Linked DNA regions of Homo sapiens: region 2 is linked to region 1. Evidence: chromatin contacts called from ENCODE Hi-C or POLR2A ChIA-PET data. All regions are on one chromosome and are shown on one strand. The core of a region is the stretch at or near the end of the contact, and the rest is flanking DNA. Distances in the headings are between cores, read along the strand shown. Region 1 holds the start of ICAM1 (intercellular adhesion molecule 1). Region 2 has its middle 25 kb from the start of KEAP1.

Evidence for each region. A loop is a pair of places that touch in the nucleus more often than their neighbours do. ChIA-PET counts read pairs that join two places held with the same protein, here RNA polymerase II (POLR2A). Pooled maps may share reads with other maps.
Region 2: a loop to region 1 is called in a pooled map, with 4 times the contacts of the local background. The contact joins the enhancer-like site here to the promoter of ICAM1 in region 1. A Hi-C loop is called at or near these places in 1 of 168 maps with a recorded cell type or tissue (naive thymus-derived CD4-positive, alpha-beta T cell), 1 of 37 single-sample maps with no recorded cell type and 7 of 50 pooled maps. POLR2A ChIA-PET finds 5 or more read pairs at or near these places in 1 of 52 experiments (HepG2).

Annotation. Positions count from the first base shown.
Region 1 is chr19:10,268,364-10,275,407 of GRCh38, forward strand. ICAM1 (intercellular adhesion molecule 1) reads left to right here and starts at 2,757. Exons shown (of 7, transcript NM_000201.3): 1 at 2,757-2,863; 2 at 6,402-6,665. The coding sequence starts at 2,797. The region is part of intron 1 of LIMASI (lncRNA inflammatory and mucous response associated, antisense to ICAM1); the gene reads right to left. RefSeq lists enhancers at 2,319-2,408, 3,319-3,558.
Region 2 is chr19:10,474,553-10,481,596 of GRCh38, forward strand. No RefSeq gene overlaps it. Among named protein-coding and RNA genes, the nearest start is that of KEAP1, 25 kb to the right of the region's middle. RefSeq lists an enhancer at 4,691-4,760. Within about 2 kb of position 4,524, at least 6 of the 41 ENCODE cell types and tissues checked have a DNase peak (open chromatin) inside an H3K27ac peak, as active enhancers do.

The DNA of each region.
Region 1 (7,044 bases), core at 1,507-4,006:
AAACGCTTAAGGGAACGGAGGACTGGGAGGTGCCGTCTCTCTCTGCCAGCCTGCCCCCTACCATAGCCATCCCACTCCCATCTCAGAAAGTGACCCGCCATCCTCCAAAAGGCTCGGACCCTGATCAAGGAGTCATCCCCCTTGTCCCAGCACCTCCAGTTGGCCCAGCCTCCAAAACGGATGTCAAATTCAGCCCTTTCTCCAAGGACACTGCCCAGTCCAGGCCCCACTATCATTCATCTGGACTAGAACAGTCACCTCCTCTCCCATCTCCTGGCTGCAGCTCTTGAAGCCTCAACTGGGCCCCTGTGAACACTTGAGTTAGGGCAAGGTCCTTCCTCTGCTCAGAACCCTCTATACCTCCCACCTCGCTGGGCATAAAAGCCAAAGTCCTGGCCAGGCACGGTGGCTCACATCTGTTATCCCAGCACTTTGGGAGGCCAAGGGGGGCGGATCACTAGAGGTCAGGAGTTAGAGACCAACATGGTGAAACCCCATCTCTACTAAAAATACAAAAATTAGCTAGGCGTGGTGACGCACCCCTGTAGTACCAGCTACTCGGTAGGCTGAGGTGGGAGAATCGCTTGAACCTGGGAGGCAGAGTTTGCAGTGAGCCGAGATCACACCACTGTGCTCCAGCCTGGGTGACAGAACGAGACTGGGGTTCAGAAACAAACAAACAAAACAACAAAGTCCTCCTCAGGTGACAGGAACTTGCACCTATCTGCCCTGTCATCTCCCTGCCCGCTCCTCTCCTCGAATCTCTCCTTTGCTAAGCCTGCTCCAGCCACACTGTTCTCCTGGCTGTTCCTTTTTTTTTTTTTTTTTTTTTTTTTTTGAGTCTCACTCTCACCCAGGCTGGAGTGCAGTGCCTCTATCTTGGCTCACTGCAACCTCCGCCTGCCGGGTTCAAGAGATTCTCCTGCATCAGCCTCCCAAGTAGGTGGAATTACAGGTGTGCACCACCACACCCGGCTAATTTTTGTATTTTGCATAGAGATGGGGGTCTCCCTATGTTGCCCAGGCTGGTCTTGAACTCCTGGGCTCAAGTGATCCTCCCATCTCGGCCTCCCAAAATGCTGGGATTACAGGTGGGAGCCGCGCCCAGGTGGATTTTTGTCTGACTCTGTTCATTCCTGTGTCCCCAGTACCTGGAAGGACGCCAAGCACACAGTAGGCGCTTAAAAAACATTGAGCCACATGTTGAGAAAAGAACGGCACCATTGTGGCTGCAAGTGGGACTTGGGCCGCGCGGGGGAGCTCGCGCACCTCGGGCCGGGGCAAGAGCTCAGTGGAACCCGCCCGAGGAAGAACCCGTGGCGCAGGATTTTCCCAGGCCTTCTGAGGACCAGGGGCGTCCCCCGTCCCACCCTGTGACTTTGCTCAGGCCGTTCCGGGGCGGGAATTCAGAACTCCTCAGCCCCCCAAGAAAAAAATATCCCCGTGGAAATTCCTTGGGAATGACCGAGGCGGGGGAAATATGCGTCTCTGGATGGCCAGTGACTCGCAGCCCCCTTCCCCGATAGGAAGGGCCTGCGCGTCCGGGGACCCTTCGCTTCCCCTTCTGCTGCGCGACCTCCCTGGCCCCTCGGAGATCTCCATGGCGACGCCGCGCGCGCCCCACAACAGGAAAGCCTTAGGCGGCGCGGCTTGGTGCTCGGAGACTTAAGAGTACCCAGCCTCGACGTGGTGGATGTCGAGTCTTGGGGTCACACGCACAGGCGGTGGCCAAGCAAACACCCGCTCATATTTAGTGCATGAGCCTGGGTTCGAGTTGCCGGAGCCTCGCGCGTAGGGCAGGGGTTCGAGCGCCCCTTCTCCCTGCCTCGCCTCTGCGCCTGGGGGCTGCTGCCTCAGTTTCCCAGCGACAGGCAGGGATTTCGAGCGTCCCCCTCCCCTCCCTCGTCAAGATCCAAGCTAGCTGCCTCAGTTTCCCCGCGGAGCCTGGGACGCCAGCGGAGGGGCTCGGCGCGTAGGGATCACGCAGCTTCCTTCCTTTTTCTGGGAGCTGTAAAGACGCCTCCGCGGCCAAGGCCGAAAGGGGAAGCGAGGAGGCCGCCGGGGTGAGTGCCCTCGGGTGTAGAGAGAGGACGCCGATTTCCCCGGACGTGGTGAGACCGCGCTTCGTCACTCCCACGGTTAGCGGTCGCCGGGAGGTGCCTGGCTCTGCTCTGGCCGCTTCTCGAGAAATGCCCGTGTCAGCTAGGTGTGGACGTGACCTAGGGGGAGGGGCATCCCTCAGTGGAGGGAGCCCGGGGAGGATTCCTGGGCCCCCACCCAGGCAGGGGGCTCATCCACTCGATTAAAGAGGCCTGCGTAAGCTGGAGAGGGAGGACTTGAGTTCGGACCCCCTCGCAGCCTGGAGTCTCAGTTTACCGCTTTGTGAAATGGACACAATAACAGTCTCCACTCTCCGGGGAAGTTGGCAGTATTTAAAAGTACTTAATAAACCGCTTAGCGCGGTGTAGACCGTGATTCAAGCTTAGCCTGGCCGGGAAACGGGAGGCGTGGAGGCCGGGAGCAGCCCCCGGGGTCATCGCCCTGCCACCGCCGCCCGATTGCTTTAGCTTGGAAATTCCGGAGCTGAAGCGGCCAGCGAGGGAGGATGACCCTCTCGGCCCGGGCACCCTGTCAGTCCGGAAATAACTGCAGCATTTGTTCCGGAGGGGAAGGCGCGAGGTTTCCGGGAAAGCAGCACCGCCCCTTGGCCCCCAGGTGGCTAGCGCTATAAAGGATCACGCGCCCCAGTCGACGCTGAGCTCCTCTGCTACTCAGAGTTGCAACCTCAGCCTCGCTATGGCTCCCAGCAGCCCCCGGCCCGCGCTGCCCGCACTCCTGGTCCTGCTCGGGGCTCTGTTCCCAGGTGAGTCGGGGTGGGGATTGCCGTCGGGCCAGTTCTCCGAAGCCCCGGGAGGACCGGCTCCCGGGTCAGGTCATGCATGCTTAGGTAGCTGTTTATGGGAAGGAGGGGCTAGAGACAGCGATTGAAAGGCAACAGCCAGTAGGTTCGAATCCAGACCCTGCATACCTCCACGTGTGGCCTTGGGCTATAGATTGCAGCTTTAAAAAAGGGTAGGGGGTTGGAGATGGAGGGGAGGGGCGGGCCTCGTTTTGTTGCCCAGGCCGGTCTTGAACTCCGGGGGTCTAGCCTTACCTCCTGCCTCAGCCTCCCGAGTAGCTGGGATGAGAGGTGTGAACCACCGCCTTGCTTGGCTAGATTGCGTCTCTTACAGTTTCTCAGCTGTAAAACGGGAAACGTTATAGCGGCCACCTGGCAGGGTATCTTGGCCCAGCGCAGCACCTGGCCCCAGGACTCGATCATGATGGTTTGGGAACTTGGCTCTGTGCCAACCCAACAAGGCTTAAGGGACCCCCACCCCCCTCAAGATGTATATTCTGTTCCTCATCCTCTCTGCCCCTGGGGAAGTCCAGGGCTGCTTCTACTTGGGGGAATTCCAGAGCTGACTTATCCGTGGCCCAAAGCTGAGAAGTGGGACGCCCCAGCACACCCTCCCCCAGCTCCAGCCCAGCTAGGGAAGAGGGAAGGGGTCAGAGGGTCTTTCATGGTGGTGTAAGTTTGGGGAACCAGGAGGGTGGGAGATTGACAGCTTGGTTAACAGCTCAACAAAGCCTGAGATCCAGGCCAGCACGGTAGTTCATGCCAGTAATCCCAACACTTTAGGAGCCCCAGGCGGGCGAATCACTTAAGGTCAGGAGTTTGAGACCAGCCTGGCCAACATGGCAACATCCCGTCTCTACTAAAAATACAAAAATTAGCTGGCATGGTGGTGGGCGCCTGTGATCCCAGCTGCTCGGGAGGCTGAGGGAGGAAAATCCCTTAAGCCCACGAGGCTGAGGTTGCAGTGAACCAAGATTGTGCCACTGCACTCCAGCCTGGGAGACATAGCGAGATTCTGTCTCAAAAAACAAAGCGTTCTGATCCGGACTCAGACCCAGATCGCACTGCTTTCTAGCTGAGTAACCATTTCTCTCTATGAAATGGGAATGGTCCCAGAATCTCCCTTGGAGAATGTATGGAGCCAGTGTCCTCACACCCCCATCCAAGATAGAACAAATCTGAGACAGGAATCTTTGAGTGAGGCAGTGCTGGGCTCAGACATTTTTTCCCACCTTCGGAGGCAGCAGAATCTGAGGGACCTGATCCAAATAAGCCCCTTCTTTCTTTCTTTTCTTTTCTTTTTTTTTTTTTTTTTTTTTTGAGACGGAGTCTCACTCTGTCGCCCAGGCTGGAGTGCAGTGGCGTGATCTCGGCTCACTGCAACCTCTGCCTCCCAGGTTCAAACGATTCTCCTGCCTCAGCCTCCCTGAGTAGCTGGGACTACAGGCATGTGCCATCACACCCGGCTAATCACTGTGTTAGCCAGGATGGTCTCGATTTCCTGACCTCATGATCTGCCCACCCTGCCTCCCAAAGTGCTGGGATTACATGCGTGAGCCACAGTGCCCACCCCGTAAGCCCCTTCTTTCTTACCTGCAAGGTAGCCAGTTGCTACCCATCCTGTGCTGAGTTACTTGTATTAGCAAGGGATGGGGTGGCTATACTCACCCACCTTACAGATGGGGAAATTGAGGCCCAAAGAGGGGGAAACTACGTGTCTCAGGGAGTGAGGAGCCAGTCTGATTCCTGGAGGGCTGACTGTCTCCACCTGACTTCTTAGGAGGGAGGAGGGCACCAACTTCACATTAAAATCTGGTTGGACACAGTGGCTCACACCTGTAATCCTGGCATTTTGGGAGGCTTAGGCGGGAGGATCACTTGAGGCCAGGAGTTTGAGACCAGCCTTAGCAACATAGTGAGACCCCATCTCTACAAAAATGTTTTTCAGGGCCAGGCGCGGTGGCTCACACCTATAATCCCAGCACTTTGGGAGGCTGAGGCGGGCGGATTACCTGAGGTCAGGAGTTTGAGACCAGCCTGACCAACATGGAGAAACCCCGTCTCTACTAAAAGTACAAAATTACCCGGGCGTGGTGGCGCATGCCTGTAATCCCAGCTACTCGGGAGGCTGAGGCAGGAGAATCGCTTGAACCTGGGAGGCGGAGGTTGCGGTGAACTGAGATCGTGCCATTGCACTCCAGCCTGGGCAACAAGAGCTAAACTCCGTCTCAAAAAAAAAAAAATGTTTTTCAAATATTAGCCGGGTATGGTGGTGTCCTGTAGTCCCAGCTACTTGGGAGGCTGAGATGGGAGGATCACTTGAGCCCAGGAGTTCAAGGTTACAGTGAGCTATGATTGTGCCACTGTATTCCAGCCTGGGTAACAGAGGGAGACCCGTTTAAAAAAAAAAAAGTGATGGCTAAAGTCCTTCCATGGCTCCCTATTGCCCTCAGTATAAAGAACACATGTGGCTGGGCGTGGTGGTTCACGCCTGTAATCCCAGCACTTTGGGAGGCTGAGGCGGGCGGATCACTTGAGGCCAGGAGTTTGAGAGCAGGCTGGCCGACGTGGCGAAACCCCGTCTCTATTAAAAATACAAAAATTAGCTGGGCGTGGTGGTGCTTGCCTGTAATCCCAGATACTCTGGAGGCTGAGGCAGGAGAATCACTTGAACCCGGGAGGCAAAGGTTGCAGTGAGCTGAGATTGCGCCACTGCACTCCAGTCTGAGTGACAAAGCGAGACTCCATCTCAAAAAAAAAAAAAATAAAAGAACACATCTTTAGCATGGCCTTCAGTGCTCACGGGATCTTCCTGAATTAATCTCCCCCTCTTCATCCTTGCTCACTCAGCTCCAGCCACCCTGCCCCGGGACATCTGTACTTGCCTGGAACTTATTTCCCTTTTCTCCGGACAGCCAGCCCTTTCTCGTCATTTAGATCTCTGCTGAAACATTACCCTGTCACCAAAGCACTGTCTATTCTATCACCCTGTTTTGTTTTTGTCAAAGCTCATATTAACATCAGTTATTAATTATCTTGTTTGCTCATAATTTTTTTTTTTTTTTTTTTGGAGACAGAGTCTCGTTCTGTTGCTCAGGCTGGAGTGCAGTGGCACAATCTTGGCTCACTGTAACCTCCACCTCCCAGGTTCAAGTGATTCTTGTGCCTCAGCCTCCCAAATAGCTAGGACTACAGGCACGTCCCACCATGCCCAGCTAATTTTTGTATTTTTAGTGGAGACGGGGCTTTGTCATGTTGGCCAGGCTGATCTCAAATTCCTGACCTCAAGTGATCTGCCCGCCTTGGCCTCCCAAAGTGCTGGGATTACAGGCGTGAGCCACCACACCCGGCCTGCTCATGAATTTTCTCTTTAACTTCCACATCGAAGGCAAAGTATTGTCTTGTTAAGGCTGTGCCTCCAGCACCCAGCACAGGCTGGGCGCACATTCCCTTGATGAACCTGATTTGTAATGCCTGTCGCCTCTTCCCTCGTTTCTTCTAGGACCTGGCAATGCCCAGACATCTGTGTCCCCCTCAAAAGTCATCCTGCCCCGGGGAGGCTCCGTGCTGGTGACATGCAGCACCTCCTGTGACCAGCCCAAGTTGTTGGGCATAGAGACCCCGTTGCCTAAAAAGGAGTTGCTCCTGCCTGGGAACAACCGGAAGGTGTATGAACTGAGCAATGTGCAAGAAGATAGCCAACCAATGTGCTATTCAAACTGCCCTGATGGGCAGTCAACAGCTAAAACCTTCCTCACCGTGTACTGTGAGTAACTGAGCCCGGAGGGCTGGACTAGGCAGACCCGGTGGGAGAGACGTGCAGGGGCACCTGCAGAGGCCTGGGGGAATCTTTGCCACTTGCTCGTAGGGTCAAGGAGGGGCTCCTTGCAGGGCAGGTGGGGACATCCTTGGAAAGTCCCTTTGTGAATTTCTTTGGGTACAATTAAAGTATTTACAGGCTGGGTGCGGTGGCTCATGCCTGTAATCCCAGCACTTTGAGAGGCTGAGGCTGGCGGATCACCTGAGATCAGGAGTTTAAGTTTCGCCAACATGGCGAAACCCTGTCTCTGCTGAAAATACAAAAATCAGCCGGGCATGGTGTCAAGCGCCTGTAATCCCAGCTACTTGGAAGGCTGAGGCAGGAG
Region 2 (7,044 bases), core at 3,274-5,773, 210 kb after region 1:
TGGCAGGCGCCTGTAGTCCCAGCTACGCGGGAGGCTGAGGCAGGAGAGTGGCGTGAACCCCGGGGGGTGGAGCCTGCAGTGAGCCGAGATCATGCCACTGCACTCCAGCCTGGGCGACAGCAAGACTCCGTCTCAAAAAAAAAAAATTTTTTTAAAAAAAGGGCAGATGTGATGTTCGGAACACCTCCTGTATTGGGACAGACTGAAAATATGGGTCAAAAATGGCAGTGATGGCCGGGTGCGGTGGCCCACGCCTGTAATCCCAGCACTTTGGAAGGCCGAGGCCGGTGGATCACCTGAGGTCAGGAGTTCGAGACCAACCTGGCCAACATGGAGAAACCCCGTCTCTCTAAAACCCCAAAACTTATCCAGGCATGGTGGCACACACCTGTAGTCCCAGCTACTCAGGAAGCTGAGGCAGGAGAATCGCTTGAACCCGGGAGGCAGAGGTTGCAGTGAGTGGAGATTGTGCCATTGCACTCAAGCCTGGGCAACAAGAGTGAAACTCTGTCTCAAAAAAAAAAAAAAAAAAAAAAATGGCAATGACACATGACCATCAGCTGGCTCTCCAGGGTGGGGAATTCACCTTTTTTCCAGCAAAGGTGAACAAGGGCAGTGGGGCACAGCAGGGAGGCCACGTAATCTGAAGGAGGCCAGGGGAACCTGGGGAAGGAGTGGAGTCGGTTCATTATCTGAAATTGACATCAAGGCTTGCAGGCTTCCTGGTACTGGTCTTGAGCAAATGGCTCCGCCTCTCCCAGACTTTAGAGGGCTCTATCCTGTGCTAAACTTTTTAAGATTATCTCATTGACTCTCCAGCTGTTCTTGAGATATGGACTAGCATTGGTTCCATTTTGCAATTGAAGAAACTGAGGGCTGGGATGAGATCGCACAATATGGAGAAAATTCGAGGAAATAAGACGAGGACCTCGCTTCACCCAGTGCCTGTTCAACAGTGATAGCTGTCCCCATACTTTTATGTTATTTCAGGTGCACGAAATCTTGAGATGTAGGTAGTATTTCTCCCTCTCTAACAGCATAAAAACGTGTCAGTGCCGGCCAGGTGTGGTGGCTCACGCCTGTAATCCCAGCACTTTGGACGTGGTGGCGGGCACCTGTAATCCCAGCTACTCGGGAGGCTGAGGCAGGATAGTCCCTTGAACCTGGAAGGTGGAGGTTGCAGTGAGCTGAGATCATGCCACTGCACTCCAGCCTGGGCAACAAGAGTGAAATTCCATCTCAAACAACAACAAAAAAAAGTCAATGCAAATCAAAATAAGACATTTATTTTTTATTTTCTTTTGCAAAGCATTTTCACAGCTCATTTCTGTTCGTGCAAGCTAGAACATACAGCTTTCCAGGAATGGTCTGACAATATTTATCAAAAACATAACCAGCTGGGCGCAGTGGCTCTTGCCTGGAATCTCAGCACTTTTGGAGGCTGAGGTGGGAGGATCATTTAAGCCTAGGAATTCAAAACCAGCCTGGGTGACATAGTGAGACATGTCTGTCTGTCTTTCTTTCTTTCTTTCTTTCTTTCTTTCTTTCTTTCTTTCTTTCTTTCTTTCTTTTTCTTTCTTTCTTTCTTTCTCTCCTTCCTTCCTTCCTTCTTTCCTTCCTTCCTTCCTTCCTTCTTTCTTTTCTTTCTTTCGAGACAAGATCTCACTCTGTTATCCAGGCTCCAGGCTGCAGTGGCTAATTGCAGACTCAACCTCCTTAGGCTCAGGTGATCCTCCCAACTCAGCCTCCCAAGTAGCTGGTATTAGAAGCATCTGCCACCATGCCAGGCTAAATTTTTTTTTTTTTTTTTTTTTGCTCTTTTGTAGAGATGGAGTCTCGCCATGTTGCCCAGGCTGTTCTCAAACTCCTGGACTCAAGCGATCCTCCTGCCTCGCCCCCCCAAAGTGCTGGGATTACAGGTGTCAACCATCGCACCTAGACCTGAGACATGTTTCTAAAAAAAATTTTTTTTTTGAGACAATGTTTCACTCTTGTTGCCCAGGCTGGAGTGCAATGGTGTGATCTTGGCTCACTGCAACCTCGGCCTCCCGGGTTCAAGCGATTCTCCTGCCTCAGCCTCCCAAGTAGCTGGGACTGCAGGCACCCACCACCACGCCCGGCTAATTTTTTTATTTTTAGTAGAGATGGGGTTTCACCATGTTGTCCTGGCTGGTCTTGAACTCCTGACCCCAGGTGATCCGCCCGCCTTGGCCTCCTAAAGTGCTGGGATTACAGGCGTTAGCCACAGTGCCCGGCCAAAAATTTTTTTTTTTTTTTAGACGGAGTTTCGCTCTTGTCGCCCAGGCTGGAGTGCAATGGCACGATCTCAGCTCACCGCAACCTCTGCCTTCCGGGTTCAAGCAATTCCCCTGCCTCAGCCTCCCAGGTAGCTGGGACTACAGGGATGCGCCATGACGCCCGACTAATTTTTGTATTTTTAGTAGAAACAGGGTTTCACCATCTTGGCCAGGCTGGTCTCGAGCTGCTGACCTCATGATCCACCCGCCTCGACCTCCCAAAGTGCTGGAATTACAGGCATGAGCCACCGTGCCTGGCCAAAAAATATTTTTTTAAAGATGCAACTGCTTGGCCAGGCACGGTGGCTCATGCGTGTAATCCCAGTACTTTGGGAGGCCAAGGTGGGAGGATCACCTGAGGTCAGGAGTTCAAGACCAGCCTGGCCAACATGGTGAAACCAACCTCATCTCCACAAAAATAACAAAATTAGCCAGGCATGATGGTGGGTGCCTGTAATCCCAGCTACTCCAGAGGCTGAGGTGGGAGAATCGCTTGAACCCATGAGGTGGAGGGTGCAGTGAGCCGAGATCGTGCCGTTGCCCTCCAGCCTGGGTGACAGAGTGAGACTGTCTAAAAAAAAAAAAAAAAAAAAGATGCAAAGATGCAAATGCTCAAATATCTAAAGTAAAAAATGTCTCTATTCTCCTTGGTCAGAATAGTGAAGAATTATTAATAATCCAGGTGACCACTATTAAGGAGTTATTAAATTACTTTTCACCTATATGATGGAATAATATGCAACCATTAAAAATGATCAAGTGGGCTGGGCGCAGTGACTTACGCCTGTAATCCTAGCACTTTTGGAGACCGAGGCTCGTGGATTGCCTGAGCTCAGGAGTTCGAGACCAGCCTGGGCAACACAGTGAAACCCTGTCTCTACTAAAATACAAAAAATTAGACGGGCGTGGCAGTATGCGCCTATAGTCCCAGCTACCCGGGAGGCTGAAGCAGGAGAACTGCTTGAACCCAGGAGGCCGAGGTTGCAGTGAGCCGAGATTGTGCCACTGCACTCCAGCCTGGGCAACAGAGCAAGACTCCGTCTCCAAAAAAAAAAAAAAAAAAAAAAAATCAGGTGGATCTATGTTTATTGAAATGGCCAGAGATATTCACAGTCAGAACAGCAGGTTTCAAAATATTCTGTATTATATGATCCTACTGAAAAGTAACATGCAGAGAAAAGGCAGTTACCCATCCAGATATTCACAGTGTCTCCAGTGGTGGGATTAAGAAAGATCTGTGTCTTCAAACACTGCGGAAGGCCGCAGGGTCCTCTGCCTAGGAAAACCAGAGACCTTTGTTCATATGTTTATCTGCTAACCTTCTCTCCACTATTGTCCTATGACCCTGCCAAATCCCCCTCTCCGAGAAACACCCAAGAATGATCAATAAATACTAAAATAATTTTTTAAAAAAGAAAGATCTGTGTCTTGTGTAGTCTTTGACATTTTCTGAACATTTTGCAATGAGCATATATTACATTCATTGATGATCGATTGATTGGGACAGGGTCTCATTTGTCACCCAGACTGGAGTGTAGTGGTGCAATCACAGCTGACTGCAGTCTCGACCTCTCAGGCTCAAGCAATCCTCCTGCCTCAGCCTCCCAAATAGCTGACAGGCACCTGCCCCTGCCCCCAGCTACTTAAAAAAACTTTTTGTAAAGATGGGTTCTCACTATGTCGCCCAAGCTGGTCTCAAACTCCTGGGCTCAAGCGATCCTCCTGCCTCAGTGTTGGGATTACAGGCGTGAGTCACTGCACCCAGTCTATATTACTTTTATAATCAGAAAGTTATTTTATAATCAGGGGAAATGAAAAACATCTGGTATTTATTATCTGGGAGGCACAAAAACGTGGTGGATAAGCACACAGATTCTAGATTCAGCTTTCCTGGATTTTGGCTCCAACTCAGCCAAGTTAATGGCTGGGTTAGTCTGGGCAGGTTACTGGCCAAGGGGGGAAACCATGCCTCAGTTTCCCCCATTGTAAAATCCAAATAACAATAGCTTAGGTTTACCGAGAGGTTGTTATGTGACAAGCACTGTTTGTTTTACGTAAATCATCGAGGTAAATGCTCACAACAGCCCTATTAAGTAAGTACTATTATTATAAAAAGGGTCACAGGCATAGGCAGGGAAGGAGGTAGGGCTGGGAGTCGGAGCCCGTGAGCGCCCCCTAGAGTAGGGCTAAGGGGCGGGGGGGCGGGCTACAGCAGAATAGGGACCCAGCGCACTCGCAGAACGAGGGGGGAGGCGAGGCGAGAACGAGCGGGAGTTTTTTTCCCGACTACGATTGGCTGGTGTAATTGTCATCACTTGAAAAGGCAGCCAATGAGAGGCGCGGTCGCCTCGCTGGTGGAAGCCGAGAGCTGAGCGAAGTGAGGCGTGCGGAGCCAAAGGCGCTAGAGCGATAGCGGGAGCCCCGGACCCCGAAGCGGTTGAGGGGATCCAGGCCTCACAACGTCTTGAGAGTGGCCCCAGCGTCGTTCCTAGTCTCTTCGGCAGACCCCAGCGTCGTCCTTCTTTTCCTGAGAATATCCTGACACCAGTCGCCCGTTCCAGAAGGGGACACTTGGCGTCATCCCTTTTTTTCTGAGTGACCCCAGAGTCGTCCTCACTTCCTGAGGGGGATCCTGGCGTCATCCGCCCTTCTTGAGGGGACCCTGCTGTCACTACCCTGTCCTGATGGCCAGCACCGCATTGTCCTTTCTTCCCGCGGGAAACCCGGACATCATCCCCTCTTTCTGGCGGGGACCCCCATGCCATTATCCCCTCCTGAGGAGACCCCAGAGCCAGAGCCGTCCCCCCTTCCTCAAGGCTCCCCAGCGTTGTTTCTTCTTCCCGAGAAGGGGCCTGGTGCTGTTCCCCGTTTCCAGAGTGTTTCCTATCGTTGTCCTCCCCACACTCAGAAGGCATCTGTCATCCCCCCTTTTTCTGAGATCAGTCCCTTCCTCCTTTCCAGTTTAAGGCCGACCCCTGCAAACGCTTCTGTGGCACCCATAGATAGAAGGCCCAAAGACCCCCCTGTGCTCCCTTGCCCCCAATTGAGCAGACGGGAAGGCAAAAGACTCAGCTCACCCCATGAAGATGGGAAGAAACCGAAACTAGCTGATGAAGGAACTCACTATGCCACATGAGAAATCATTTAGGGCCGGGCGCAGTGGCTCACGCCCATAATCCCAGAACTTTGGGAGGCCGAGGTTATCATATAAGATCAGGAGTTCGAGACCAGCCTGGCCAACATGGTGAAAACCCGCCTCTACTAAAAAATACAAAAATTAGCCGGGAGTGGCGGTATGGGCCTGTAATCCCAGATACTCAGGAGGCTGAGGTAGGAGAATCGCTTGAACCCAGCAGGTGGAGGTTGCAGTGAGCCGAGATCACACCACTGCATTCCAGCCTGGGCAACAGAGTGAGACTCCATCTCAAAAAGAATAAATAAATAAAAAGAATTTGCCAGTCAACAACAATTTTTTTTTCTTGCCTCCCGGGTTCACGCCATTCTCCTGCCTCAGCCTCCCGAGTAGCTGGGACTATGGGTGCCTGCCACCACGCCCGGCTAATTTTTTGTATTTTTAGTAGAGACGGGGTTTCACCGTGTTAGCCAGGATGGTCTCGATCTCCTGACCTCGTGATCCGCCCACCTCGGCCTACCAAAGTGCTGGGATTACAGGTGTGAGCCACCGCGCCCGGTCAAATACAAAATTTTAAAACAACTTTTATATATACTCAGTTAAGGCAGACAAAACAAGTCTCTGATTATTTCATTCACTGAGGCAATATTAATTTTTGAGACACTTCCACACAGATTTACATTTTAAAAAAAATGTCAGGTGCGGTGGCTCACTCACACCTGTAATCCCAGCACTTTGGGAGGCTGAGGCGGGCGGATCACGAGGTCAGGAGATCGAGACCATCCCGGCTAAAATGGTGAAACCCCGTCTCTACTAAAAATACAAAAAATTAGCCGGGCGTAGTGGCGGGCGCCTGTAGTCCCAGCTACTTGGGAGGCTGAGGCAGGAGAATGGCGTGAACCCGGGAGGCGGAGCTTGCAGTGAGCCGAGATCGCGCCACTGCACTCCAGCCTGGGCGACAGAGCGAGACTCCGTCTCAAAAAAAAAAAAAAAAAAAAAAAAGGAAACTTAAGGGCCAGGCACGGTGGTTCACGCCTGTAATCCCAGCACTTTGGGAGGCCGAGGTGGGCAGATCACCTGAGGTCAGAAGTTCGAGACCAACCTGACCAACATGGAGAAACCCCGTCACTACTAAAAATACAAAATTAGCCAGGCGTGGTGGTGCATGCCTGTAATCCCAGCTACTCGGGAGGCTGAGGCAGGAGAATTGCTTGAACCGGGGAGGCAGAGGTTGCAGTGAGCCAAGATCACACCATTGCACTCCAGCCTGGGTAACAAGAGCGAAACTCTGTCTCAAAAAAAAAAAAAAAAAAAAAAAAAAAAAAAAGAGGCTGGGGGGTGGCTCATGCCTGTAATCCCAGCACTTTGGGAGGCCAAGGAGGGCAGATCAGGAGGTCAGGAGATCGAAACCATCCTGGCCAACATGGTGAAACCCCGTCTCTACTAAAAAAAAAATACAAAAAATTAGCTGAGCGAGGTGGCTGATGCCTGTAGTCCCAGCTACTCGGGAGGCTGAAGCAGAATGGCGTGAACCTGGGAGGCGGAGCTTGCAGTGAGCTGAGATCGCGCCACTGCACTCCAGCCTGGGCGACAGAGCGAGACTCCGTCTCAAAA